Regions from separate parts of the Mus musculus genome. Here region 1 is linked to region 2. Evidence: chromatin loops called from intact Hi-C (ENCODE). Cell type or tissue: gastrocnemius. All regions are shown on one strand. Links, peaks and the distances in the headings refer to the core of each region. The heading gives the core; the rest is flanking DNA.

Evidence for each region. Peaks named below come from ENCODE experiments on the same cell type or tissue, not always from the same donor. Only the 100,000 strongest peaks of a DNase experiment are listed, where the experiment ranks them.
Region 1: it touches region 2 in a loop (1.9-fold over the local background); 7 of 42 quality-filtered maps call a loop at or near these places.

The regions. Positions count from the first base shown.
Region 1 is chr2:9,951,893-9,958,804 of GRCm38, forward strand. It overlaps Taf3 (TATA-box binding protein associated factor 3), which reads right to left. Exons shown (of 7, transcript NM_027748.3): 3 at 1-1,053. Among named protein-coding and RNA genes, the nearest start is that of Gm31290, 39 kb to the left of the region's middle. In gastrocnemius, for the core only: no CTCF peak of the experiment used is centred there; no DNase peak of the experiment used is centred there; H3K27ac peaks cover 712 bases.
Region 2 is chr2:10,006,437-10,013,348 of GRCm38, forward strand. The region is part of intron 2 of Taf3 (TATA-box binding protein associated factor 3); the gene reads right to left. Among named protein-coding and RNA genes, the nearest start is that of Taf3, 39 kb to the right of the region's middle. In gastrocnemius, for the core only: a CTCF peak has its summit at 4,047 (motif pointing left); no DNase peak of the experiment used is centred there.

The DNA.
Region 1 (6,912 bases), core at 725-5,724, 55 kb before region 2:
GAGGCATGTTGGAAGGGGCTCCCAGCTTTGCCTTCCGTACCACCTCATCAATAGAGGCATCCATTGTCCACGAGTTATCTGAACTTGAGGTTCCGCTGGAGAGAGGCAGAGGAGTGGCCAGGGACTTGGTGAAGTTATTGGAGGAAGTGGAGGCTTTTGGAGTGGCGCACTCTGAGCCTGAAATCCTCTTAGGACTTGTAAAAGTGTCTCCTTCCGATTCCGATCCGGAAGAAAACTCGAAAGGGTCTGGCTCCCGCTCTGCACAGGCACGTGCGATCACAGCATCGATGGAGTCATCGATGGTTTTGTCTGTCACCACAGGCTTTTTCGGCTGCATTTCAATGTTCAGTTTCACAACTTCTGGGGGAGTCTGTGTTGGTTTCATCACTGGGATGGTCTCTTTAACAGTTTTTTCAACCACCATGGCTGAAGGGGTCCTATTTGGTGTTTCAGGTCTGACAGGGGTTTGGGGAACATGAGCTACAATCTTGGGGCTCTTAGGACTCTTGGGGCTCTTGGAGCGTCCAGGTGACTTCTTTTCTTTTGGGATGGTTTTTGGTGACCGAATAGGACTTCCAAGCCTTGCTGGTGATAGGGCAGCCTTGGGTGACTTAGTTTTCTGACCTGGAGAGCTAGCTTTAGTCTTTGTTTTTGGTGTAAACGACTTTGTTTCTAACGGCTTTGCAATTGGTAGTTGTGACTTTGCAAATGGAGCCAGCATGGGAGGCTGTGGTGATGGAGGGGCCAGATCAGCCCTGTCCTGGACACGCACAGGAGAGAGCACTGGTGGGGTCTTCTGTGGGTTTATAGAGCTGAGGGGTTCTCGTGCTTCTAACAACACAACATCTAGGGAGTCCCCTTTAGTGCTCAGGAGTCGTGGGCGCTTCATGGAGGGCATTTCTTCCACTTCAGGACTGTCCAGTGGCCTCTTACCCAAGAAGTTCTCATCATTGATGACTTCCTCCTCCTCCATCTCATCATCTTCTTCCAAGGGCACCTGCATGGCTTCTGCTGAGGTGCCCCCATCAGTGGGCACCTGTTCCTCTTCCTCCTCTGCAAAGGGTGAAAAGGGCACTATTAGAATGGATACAACAAACAGAACCTAGTCTTCAAACATCACTTCTTGGAAGGGAGAAACAAAGTTCAGAACACAAAGCAACGAGCCCTCCCAGGTCTTCCCAGCCTAGGCTCTTCATCCTTTCACAAACGGCCACACAGAGGACCAGTGTGACCTCCTATTCTGTGCTCCTCTCGCTCCTTCCAACACTCACATGGCCTCAGAAACACAGCAGTGTTCATGACCGCTAATCTCGGAAATGAAAGGCACACTTTTAAAAGACGCTTATGTGTGTAGAAGCCAGAGGCTGACACCGATGTCTGTCTGTTGCTTGCTGAGATCGGCTCCCTCACTGAAACTGGATCTTACCCATCTAAGGAGACTGGGTTATGCCGGACATGGTGGCACATGCCTTTAATCCCAGCACTTGGGAGGCAGAGGCAGGCGGATTTCTGAGTTGGAGGCCAGCCTGGTCTACAAAGTGAGTTCCAGGACAGCCAGGGCTACACAGAAAAACCCTGCCTCGAAAAACCAAAAAAAAAAAAAAAAAAAAAAAAGAGAGAGACTGGGTTATGGTGGAGGACATACAGATCCAAATGCTTTTGTGGCAAGCATTTTACTTGACTAAGACATCTTCCTAGTCTTATGAAAAAGACTTGTGCAAAAAATTTTAATCTCTGTACACAATTCAGATTATAGGTACAACCCCCACCCCCACCCACCCCTGGAATGACAGCATAGTACAGTGTGAGGAACTTGGATCAGATATCTGAAACTATGTTTAGTTAGTGTCTGGCCCTACAGAATGATGGGCCTTAGGCAATCTGAACCTCCTTGAGCAAGTTTCCTGACCTTTCAAAAGGAGCTGATACACTTGCCTTGCCTATTTGACTTAGTCCTTATAAGACCAGCTTGTCTTTCTGTTCTGTACATATTCAGTAAGCATATACTGCATGATGAGAATGCCTGAAAGAACTATACAATCAACTCCTGACCTACACTAGTGCGTGTGTATGGCACACAGAAAGGTAACTGGTACCCCAGACAAATTGTCCAGGAGTTCAAAGCACAAGGGGACGAGTCGCTGTCCACGGGGGAGACTTCAGGAATAATGCAGTGATTAGAATATTGCCAGGAGTGCCAGAGTACAGGATGAAAGGCTCAGGTGGTAAAAAGGAGGACTTGAGACACAGGAATACTTTGTCTGGAATGTGAGGAGGAGAAAGGCAGAATAAGTGAAAGCTGAGTAAGGTTGTACCCACGTCACGAGGCTTCTGTACTCTGCTACTTTACACTCAAGTATGCCCAAGACTACCTCAACAAAACACATGGTAGACAGAGTGGGTGGTGCCAGACACCAAAAGGAGGGACAGATGAGGGGTATGGCTAACACAGTGTAGGCAAGAGTGAAGAGACTAGACTAGAAAATGGCAGCAGACAGGAATCAGGAGAGGTGGATGACATTCTTTAGACAGTGAGCAGACACTACACGCTCAGATATGACTTGGAGTCTAACACAAGCCCAAGGCCGTCGTTAACAGGAAGGCGAATGGAGAGTAATGATGATTTTTAGCTCTATCCCAGACACAAAGCTTGAGCAACACTTAGCCAGTGGTGTTGACTGAGCAGCTCAAAAATATGCTGAAGTTCCAAAAACCAGAGTGGGATATGAGAGGCTGTTGTTAATACTGAAACCACGGTTGAGGAGTGGGGTAAAATATGAAACGTGGATTCAGAATTCTGAGGAATAACGATGTAAAGATAAAGGGAACAATGAAACATGGAGGGTCAGGTGTCAAAGAGCTCAAGGGATCCGGGAGCTGTGATAAGAAAGTTTAGAGCCAGGGCCTAGCAAACACAGAAGTGGATGCTCACAGTCAGCTATTGGATGGATCACAGGGCCCCCAATGGAGGAGCTAGAGAAAGTATCCAAGGAGCTAAAGGGATCTGCAACCCTATAGGTGGAACAACATTATGAACTAACCAGTATCCCGGAGCTCAAGACTCTAGCTGCATATGTATCAGAAGATGGCCTAGTCGGCCATCACTGGAAAGAGAGGCCCATTGGTCGTGCAAACTTTATATGCCTCAGTACAGGGGAACGCCAGGGCCAAAAAGTGGGAGTGGGTGGGTAGGGGGGTGGGGGGAGGGTATGGGGGACTTTTGGGATAGAATTGGAAATGTAATTGAGGAAAATACGTAATAAAAGAAAATATTTAAAAAAAAAAAAAAAGAAAGTTTAGAGCAAGAGAGCTCAGTGGTAAAGGTGCTTGCCATCAAGACAGATAACCTGCGCCTGAGTCTTGGGGCCCACATGACTGAAGTAAAGAACTCATGTCACGGGTTTTCTTCTGGCTTCTTCATGCATATTGTGGAGCATACACACACACACACACACACACACACACACACACACACACACTAAACAAATGAAAACAATGTAAAGGTTTTTGGTTTTAACAAATGGAAGCCTAGTGGACAAAGTCATTGCTCAGAGATCCGTGAGAATGAAAGCTGACAGACGCTGGGCTTCAAATGCATCAGGTGAATAGGTGAGATGATGAAAGTGACAGACAGCGCTTTATAAACAGTCACAACATGGAGCTTCACCAACTACTGCTACCATTGCCTGACAATGCCACCACCACCTCTCCAGTGGCCAGTAGACACACGGAGTCATTTCAGACCATTTCTTTGTCCATTTTCCCTCCTACCTCAACTTGTGAGTACATCCCCTGTGGGTTCAACTGGTCACACACGCAAAAAAGATAGCCTAGAGCTGGGCGTGGTGGTACACGCCCTTAATCCCAGGACTCAAGCAGCAGAGGCAGCCAGATCTCTGAGTTCAAGGTCAGCCTGGTCTACAAAGTGAGCTCCAGCACAGCTAGGGAACACAGAGAAACCCTGACATAATGAGAACACAGAGGAACTTTTCATTCTGCCAAATAGTTTCCCATGTGTGCTGACACAGTAGGGTCTTAATTGTCCCTAAGAACTCCATGTTAGGGGATGGCCTCAACTTCCTATTTTAGGAGGTGGTGGGAGCGTCATGAAGCAGGGCCCATGGCAGGTTTTTAAGTCCTGGAGGGGTGCTCTCTAAAGGAAATGTGGACTCTTATGTGTCTGTATTTTCTGCTTTTGTTTCGTGGGTCATGAGGTCAGCAGGTCTGCTCTGCTATGTGCTCCCAGCATGACTGCTCTGCCACAGGCTGAAAGCAACAGAGTCAACCAATCCAGAGAAACCTCTAATGTGAGCAAAACGAAGCCTGTCTTTTCTGTTCCTTACGGAAGCATTTGTTACAGTGACTGACTAACACATCTGGAATGCTTTTGCAGCAGCATTACAGGAGGAAATAATAGGAAACAATATGGATGACTGGGCACAAAGTCTCTTAAATTACACAAAAGGAAAACACAAACAACAGCAAAGTCCACCTTTTTAAAATCACAAATGTTGAAGAGGGCAGGACAGTACAAACTTCACTGTGATTTTCCTTCGTTGACAACATAAATAATCACCAGTCCCTACATTACTCTGAGGAATAATGAAAAAAACATGCTGCCCTACCAAACCTCTCAAACAAAAACTAAACACGGCAGTGAGGTCTGAACACACCATAAGGATTTGGGGATGTTAATTCTAAGCTATAATAAATATTGACTTAGAACAAAATATCGTTTTAACTAGAACAGTAAATGCCTTTAAAGAAACACTGTAATCTAAAAAGCTAGTAGACATTAGGAAGAAGAGGAAATTGTTTGCACATGGCATGAAAGCTTTTTATCTCATTAACTGCACAGATGCATGCAACTCTTAACTTCAGTGGCGTGTTCTCAAACTAGGCAGAAAACACACTTCTATTTTTAAACTTTAACTAACAGGACAATAAAGTGCCACTCACATATATTCCCCCCAAATTAAATACATTGAAAGCTACATTACTTGTGTGGAAACTTTTTAAATTTTAGATTGGTTCTTGTTAGGTTGCCTAGGCTGGTCTCAAACTGGTAATCTTCTGCCTTAGTCTTCTAAGTTATGGCATTAAGGGGTATGCTGATCTTACCTTTATCAGTAAAATTATTATTTCCTTTTTCCCCAGTGAAGCTACCTTCACATTTGTTGGGGTCTTAGATGCACTTATCTTCACAAATTCCTACAAGTGACTCAATGATGCATTATCTGCTGCTGTGTGTCACCATACATAGTACTGTGCTAGACTTGGGCACAAGACCTGACGAGCAAACCCCAGTCTCCCACCTTCAGAATCACCTGTATCCTTGTAGACAGTTCTTGGTGTGGCACAGCAGAGATCTGAACAAGGGACATGCAGAGGTCGGAAGGGAGTGGACATGGAAATGCTAATTAGAAATGGAACCGTGCTGAAACTGCAGCTGGGTTTTTTCCCCATGGCCACAACTGAACCCAGCAGAGCCCATTTAATGTCCCCAAGACCCAGCGCAGCAGGTCCTGATCCTAGGTAGGCCACTGAAAACCCAGACTGGTACTTAGAACTGCAGATACTTCATTTTGGCTTTGGAGAAAGGCCATGACTTTAAACTGTTCCTGCCAAAATATCTAAGGACAAAGAAGCTAAGAAAAGCTGTGAGCCTACTTTGGGGGCCAAGAGGATGAGAAGATGGCACACAACTGAAACAATCTGACGGACAGTGATGGTTAAATGGGTTTGGAACACACGGTGTTGCTGGAAGATCAGGCTCAGGGGAGGTACTGCTGCAGGGAAGGAGCCTGGGACAGCAAGAGCAAGACAGACACTGGGAGCCTGGGGGGTAGAGGGGACAAGAGGTGCAGTGACAGCCAAACTGACTAATCCATCTCAACAGTTTATCCTTTAGCCTGAGGCTAAACAGTTTTAATTGTGACATATAATATTTTTTAAACTGTCCTGTTTGCAATTGAATCAAAATCAGAACCCTTTTAACACTCAATATGTACAAGTGGGCATGTATTTTTAAAAATAAACCTACTTACTTGAAAATATTACTAATGAAGACAATTAGGCAATGACAATTCATAGAGTACAGCCAATCAATGACAGGATAAATTAGCAATAGTGAAGATGTGCTATAAATACCTACACACACTGACATGTAAAAAAGCCCCATTCCACTAACATTCTGCACAATAAGAAACTAAAATGCGATATAAGCAAGCCAACCTGAAATGACACCTAGCATTATAAATGGCCTAATCTATATGTTAATACTGTTGTATCACATAACTGCAGCAAGACCAAGATAACAATATGACTTTGGGGTTTCTATGGCTACATCCTGGCTAACGGGCCTGAAAGCGCTGGCTGCTGACACCACACAGGCTTTCCGAGGACTTCTTTTTGGTTATTTATGATATGATTTATGATAACGACAACATCTCCTATTTTCTTTCCTCCTCAGATACAATAAATTGCTATCGTTAATCACCCTTCTCTGTTCAGCTAGGATTACAATAGCATAATAGGCCCAGCTATGGTAATATTGTGGATTTTTTTTTACAAGAAATAAATACAAGTAGATCTCTTCAGACAATGTCAGTATCTCTAATATTTTAATCATCTTCCTTTAAGTCTTTCAGAATAAATTTTGCTACAACTAAGATCCCATATACAGAATGTAAGCCCTTGATGTGAATCAAGCACCCCATCTCCACTCACTGCCGTCACAATTTACTTAAACTTGTCACACAGGAAGGCTGCCCACAGGGCACAGTTTCTCCAAGACAAAAAATGGCAGTTGTTTCTTCTGGATTCATAGAGCCTATTTAATGGCTGTTCCTCAGCCCAACAAGACCAATTAGCTATTCATCTATCAGAAAGCAAAGTAGTGGAGAAAGAATA
Region 2 (6,912 bases), core at 1,155-6,154:
CTATCACACACTAATTTCTATACCGTCCCTTTCTTTTGTCCCGTGAACACCAGATATCAACAATCTCGACCTAAAGCTTCAACAATAAGTGGTCTTTTAACGAAACCATGAGGAAATGTTTAGAATATGTGCACGTGGGATAACCTACACCTAGACTTTCTTGCCCCAAGTAACTTTATATAAAATGTTCTATTTCAGCTTACAGAACGCCAGGTTCACAGTTAAAAATATGAGTGTTCGCTAAACAGGAAGCTAAAGTGTTGTTTTCAGGAAACAATAATTATTTTAAAATTCTAAAATGTACTTCAGACTGTTTTAAAAAAATTCATCTTAAACAGTGCTCTCATTTCTCTACTAAAATTTTTATTTAACAATTACTTAGGAGCAAAGAAAAGGTAACCATAAAGAGTGCTCCAAGCTATTTACCACACGTGACGTGTCTGCTTCTGGTCAGTAGGTATGTCCCTTCCTTCTACAGAGAAGGCAAAGCCCTAGGCAGAGAAACCACCTCATGTCACAGCTACAGACTTCCGTTCGCCACAACGGGAGCTTCCGACACAGTTTGCAGCCTATTTTCTATCAGTAAAATCAATCCTAGAAGAAAACACCAAGTTTTAAAATGTTTCCTCTTTTATTGCCCTCTTGATTAAAACTGAATTAAAATGTTCTCAAAGAGAGTGGCCATTTCCCCAATGCACTTCTTTGCTGGCAGGACAGTTTCTCCTCTTTTTTTTTTTTTTTTTTTTTTTGAGTAATGAGACACCGGAGAGTTTGGGGGTAAATTCACTACACTAACTATATTTTAAAAGGACCATTGTTCTATTTTTAAAGCTCTAACTCTTAGTGTTGCATTAGGCCTGCCACACAAAGATAACTCTGAGACGAGACACCAACTTGTCTTTCACGTAACTTTTCAGCTGGGGCCACGGCTCCCTGCGTGCCCGCCAGCGCCAGTGCTTAGAGCAGCCCTTCAGCCAGTGAGGCCACACAGCCTTTGGGCTTTCTCCCTCTCACAGCACAGTCTAGAGGATCCAGAAAGAAATCACAGCTTTTTCTGTATGTGTGTTGAGGAAACATTGCTGTAGCTACACTGGTGGCTGTGTGGGCCACACTATCAGAACTAAGAAGCATACGACCCAAAGATCATCTTCTATAGAAATTTTTAAAGAAAATGCTAACAGTTTCTAGAAGGGTGCCAAGTATTTCTATAACTTTTACTTAAGTGGTCACATAAATGCATTAAGTACTGAGAGAGAAGGAGGGAGGAAAGAACACAAGAGGCACAATTCTGGGGCAATGAGTGACACGGTTTCCTGTGTAGGAATAAGAACACCTGAAATCAACACCGAAGTTGGTCCCAGTCTCCTTACCTCAATTATCCACTAAGAGAGGAAAAGTCCCCTTAAAGCAAGGAAAAGCCACCGACTGATCTCTAAAGGAGCAAGAGCGAAGAACATATATTTTAAGAAATTGAAAAGCATAAACTCATACAGCCATAACAAAATACGGAATCCCAAGGCTGTAAAGTCTGCAAAGCGTTGTTGTTACATAACGCTGGAGAAGAAAGCCCACCGAGACATGTAACTTCTCTAGAGCGTGTGCTTTCCAACTGTAATGTGGCCCCTGCATGGGGGCATCTAGCAGGATTGCTACCAAGAAAGAAAATAAATTCTAGGTACATTTGCCCTAAGGTGATGGTGGTCTTACCTGCAGAAAATGGAAACAAACAGACTCGAAACTCTATGAGAAAGGTATCAGAAGGGTGTTCCTCTGAGTTAAAAACAAACCAGTGAATGAGTCTGTGTCCTTCCTGTCTTCTCTGCCTGTCACACACTCAAGCAGCAGTTCTTACAAAGGGTTCCTCACAGCTCCTCGTACGGGTAGGATAGGTTTCCTTTCCCACCAGAGTTTCTCAGCTAAGGAAACCAAAATCTGTGGCGTGGCCCCTGGGTAAGATGGATATCTATACAAAGTCAAAAATGATTATTTTAACAAGGAAACTCAAGTTATGTTTTTAATTTATAAATGCCTTCTATAATATTTGTTCTCTTGGCATTTTCTTTAAAAAGAAAACCAAGCAGCTTCTCATACTTCATCAGTTTAACACTGGAGCTCACGGCTCACGGCTGCCCAAACGCTACTTTAATCGGTTCCTGTCTCTTTAAAAAGCCTGCATAATTAATGACACTTTTAGTGCCATTCAAATAAATAAAAACCAGTATGGGTATATTCCACATGACAAGCTTATAGCTTTAAAAATCATTAAGAACTTGGCAATAATATTTTCAGCGAATTTTACTATTGCCTATCGATCCTAATGCACTTGACTTATCTGTAGAGATAAAACTTATCTTGACCTTGCTGAATACAAACAGCCCAGACTAAAACCTGTGATAGCCTCTGTGGGCGAAAAGGCAGCGATAACCATTACAAGACAATACAGGCAAGTCCCCACATTCAATACAAATGCTCCAACAAAAGGAAATTTTGCTTTATTTCCTCTTTGGTTATAAGAAATAAGAAAGCAATGGTTTTATGCCTTCAGATAAACAACATTCAGTTATTTTTTTTTCTAACCTACCTAGTATATTTTAAACAAACAGCAAAGCCTCTGTCTTAAGAAGTCCCATGAAGTACAAAGGAGCAGGGGACCAACAGGGAAGAAACTGAATGTCTTCCTTTGGGGACAGCTATAACATCAGAAAAACTCTGTGAAAAACAGCAGAATCCTTCCTTACCATAGCCTGAAATTTTCAGCTTTCACTTTAGTTAAACTCAAATATCCTGAAATGACACCTCCAGTGACTGAGGCCTGAAAGATAGTTCCAAGTGTTTCCCTTTATGTTATGATAGTGCCCTTACACAGGCTCACTCTTCTCAAATGTTAACACAGTGTTTTGTTTTGTTTTTTAAAATCAGATTGTAAAGAGCTAAATCCGAGTGGAATGGCCCAGCCTACTTCCCAAGCCTGCACAGCAGGCAGGCGGCTGGGTGCAGAGGGAGCTCACATGAACCCACTTTCACTTCTAGGCGCCTCTCTGCAGACAGAGCTACCTGTGCCACCTCTGGCCTTGTAACTAAAGTACTTCATGAAGTTAAAGAAAATTCTCAGGAAAATGCTGATTCCTTCATTCTACAAGGCTACTCATAGTGCTAAGATTTCTGATTCTCAACTAAATTTCTCTTGCAACTTTAAAGCACAAAATGAAATAATTTCAAAATATTAGTCATAAAGTTTCAGTTCCAAAACTGAGAAAAGACGTTATAGTTTGGCCTTGAAATCAATTTCTTTGATTTTAGACTACTTGGGGAGGCAAACCATAAAGCTTACGAAGTGTGGCCGGCCGGCCCGGGCGCTTGAACTCCAGGCTGGGACTCTCTAGTCTCACTGCCCTCCAGAGCCTGCAGAGGCCAGGCCATGAGTACACATTTAGTCACTCCAAATGACATTTATGAGAGTTAAGCAAGAGAGGCAGTTTCAGCCACCTTTCCACATCACTCTTTAGTGGTTTGATAACTGTATCGATGGCATATGATTTTAAGGAAGCACGAAAGGAAAAGTTATTAGCAAACTTGCTAAGGTGATCAGTAGCTTGCATCAGCAGAGCACTAGCACAGAATTAGCGGTCCTGCTACTACGCCAGGCACCCGAACACTCCTCTTGACCATGGCATATTAACTCCACTGGAACCAAGAATTTTAAACGTTCCCTACTGGATAATTAGCTCGTAGGGCCTAAATGAAACCTAAAGTAATTTTTATACATTTCCATCTCCAGCATTGCTTAGTGTAGAGAAAAAGCAACACAACTTCCTATATTTTAATAGAGGGCAGTTTAGGCACTTAGCTATAGATGGAACACAGACTTAAAAAAATGCCATCCACAAACAAACTCTGCCACAAAGAATACGGCTCAACTGCTAATTATACAGAGAACGGATTTTAATTACATAGAGAATATTGCTTTTAAAAACACTGCAAATTGCAAAGGCAGACAAGGAGTTAGGGAAGCAATACATTTCTCTTGCGTTACAACAGTGCCCTCTACTGGCAGTTATAGAACCCTGCAGACATAAAGTATGACATTTTTATAGGGGGGAAAGGCCAGGAAGAACAGAAATCTTAGCACTATGAGTAGCCTTGTAGAATGAAGGAAGCAGCATTTTCTGAGAATTTTCTTTAACTTCATGAAGTACTTTAGTTACAAGGCCAGAGGTGGCACAGGTAGCTCTGTCTGCAGAGAGGCGCCTAGAAGTGAAAGTGGGTTCTTGTGAGCTCCCTCTGCACCCAGCCGCCTGCTTGCTGTGCAGGCTTGGGAAGCAGGCTGGGCCATTCCACTCGGATTTAGCTCTTTACTCTGATTTTCTTTTAAAAAAAAAAAAAAAGGCCAGGAAATTGTGCTGCTTTTAATGTAAATGATGAAATCCAACTTGTGTCACGTTAAACCTAAACCAATGTTTAACTTGACATATGAAAAGCCTTCTGATGAAATTTGTAGTTTTAAAACAACTGAATTCAAAGAATGTTTCCAACTATATATCTAGTTAAAGACAAACCACATTTAAGTGATAAATAGATATTAGAAATACTTCAACATTTCTTGGTAAAAAATTCAGAGAGCTAAAGAAACTAAGATCTCCAATTAAATGTATGAATATTTTTCTTGGCATGCCATAAAAGTCACCACCCAACTCATTAACAACAGGTCTTCAACAACAAATTATTGAAACCAATTCAGAGCAGAGACAATATATGACTTTACTTATTATCTCTTGTAACTAGAAATATTTCTTTAACACAAAAACCTGTTCCACAAGAACACCCTTTCTAGCCACACACAGTTGGTGATGGTAACAGCTATTACTAACAAAATAACCATGGAGCTATAGCTGGAACAACAAATCTAGATGTTTGTAGGAAATCACAATACAATCCTCTCCGTGACATTTATCAAAGCTTTGAATCTTACACTATCAGATAGGGAGGGCATTAAGAAATACTGCTTATGGCTGGGCAGTGGTGGCACAGCACTCAAGAGGCAGAGCCACGATGATAGCTGAGTTCCAGACCACCCTGGTCTACAAGGATACACAGAGAAACCCTGCCATGAAAAAAACCAAACCAAAACAAAACACCAACCAACCAACCAAAACTAAAAACACACCAACCAACAACCAAAAATACAAACCAGTGTTTCTGAACTAGCATATTAAACAACTGATCTTAAATAATTACGACTTCACTATTAGCTGACTAGACTATAGAAGACTTCCTGTTATTTATTTATTTATTTATTTATTTATTTATTTATTATTTACCTATAATAAGTAGGTTAATTCTATCAGAGGGACCTACAAACTTCTGCTGCAGAAACTTTATCTTCAAATCAGCTCAAGATGAAACTGACTTTAAGAAGGGAAAACCTTGAAAACATTCTGAAGAACAAAGTGGCCACAGCAGGAAACTATCAGGCTGAGTTTAAAGACTAAGGGCAAGGCCTGCTGAGACATTCAAGGCTGTGAAAACTGGGAGACTGAAGCAGACAGACAGAAGGATGTCAAGTTCAGCAGCTCACAGCCTAGTGAGGGCTGCAAACGTTCAAGAGTTAGGTTAAGAGTTACCACCCAACTTTCCAACCGTAGGTCTTCATATCTTATTAATGGTGGTGTTTTCAATTTTATAAAGGGAACCAAGAGAAAAAGGAAACTTACATCTAATCTCTTATTTTGTAATGAGCTACTAAAAGCATCCTTCATTAGGCTGGAATGCACATGTAAAGACATTATATTCTACATTGTCAGTGGTAGGAAAACCAGAAGAAACAAAGAATGAATTCTGAAAGTATCAGAGAATTATAATAGAGATAAAATAGAATATTCCCATATCCCGAGGATCAGAAATTAATTTTTTACAAGGATATACTTTCCTGAAAATGACCAGAACTTAAAAGAAGTGAGTGATGAGATTTTCATACTTAAAGGAATGATGGATTACAAAAGGCAAGGAGCAAGGTGATCATGGATTAGAATGCTACTGTTTCCTCTCCAGAGAAGTCCATAGTTATGTTTCTTTCCACAGGCTCTTAAAAGACAGAGAGAGACAGATGGACAGACAGACGGAGAGAGATGGACAGAGAGAGAGAGAGGGAGAGAGAGAGAGAGAGACATGCACGTTTGTGTATATTTTCACTATTACATTATTACTTGTATAGTAGTCCAAGCCACTTTTTCTACCTCCTAATTATCTACCTTTTTTCTTAAAGGATCACATCTGAAATCTCTAAATTTAAACATGCACAAAATGATATTTTTTTTAAAAAAGTGATATTTTAAAAAAATCTACAACGAGGGGCTGGAAAGCTGGCTGGGAGGTTAAAAGTGCTTGTTCTGTTTCCAGCACCCACATGGCGACTTAAGTTGCATGAGTTCTGAGATCCTCCTCTGACCTCTCTGGGCACATGGCACACATACATATATACAGGCAAAACACTCATAAACATAAAATAAGTAAGTCTAAAAAATGAACAAAGCAGATACTCTGGAAACAAAGACTCAACTACAAAGTAACACAACAGCACATAAAGGTCAGGTCTGCAATACAGAGGGCAAAAAGAAGTAAAAGTCTAAGCCTCAGAGTCATGAGAATCCCATGAGGTGACAAATAGTGAAGAAAAGCAAGAAGGCCCCAGCGTGGTGGAAAGCAGGAGCCCAAAGTAAGCCAAACCAAGAGCAGTCAATCCGATGCAAGGTGAACCACCTATCCCTAAAGGACACTGCCACACAGTGCAGCTCTGAGCAACTGATACCAAGATATTCTGATGAACTCTTTAGACTTCCAGAAAGGGAAAACAAACAACAAACTCCTTTGATTATTTAAAGAGCTAAAAGGGTAAGTTATATGCCAGGGGAACAG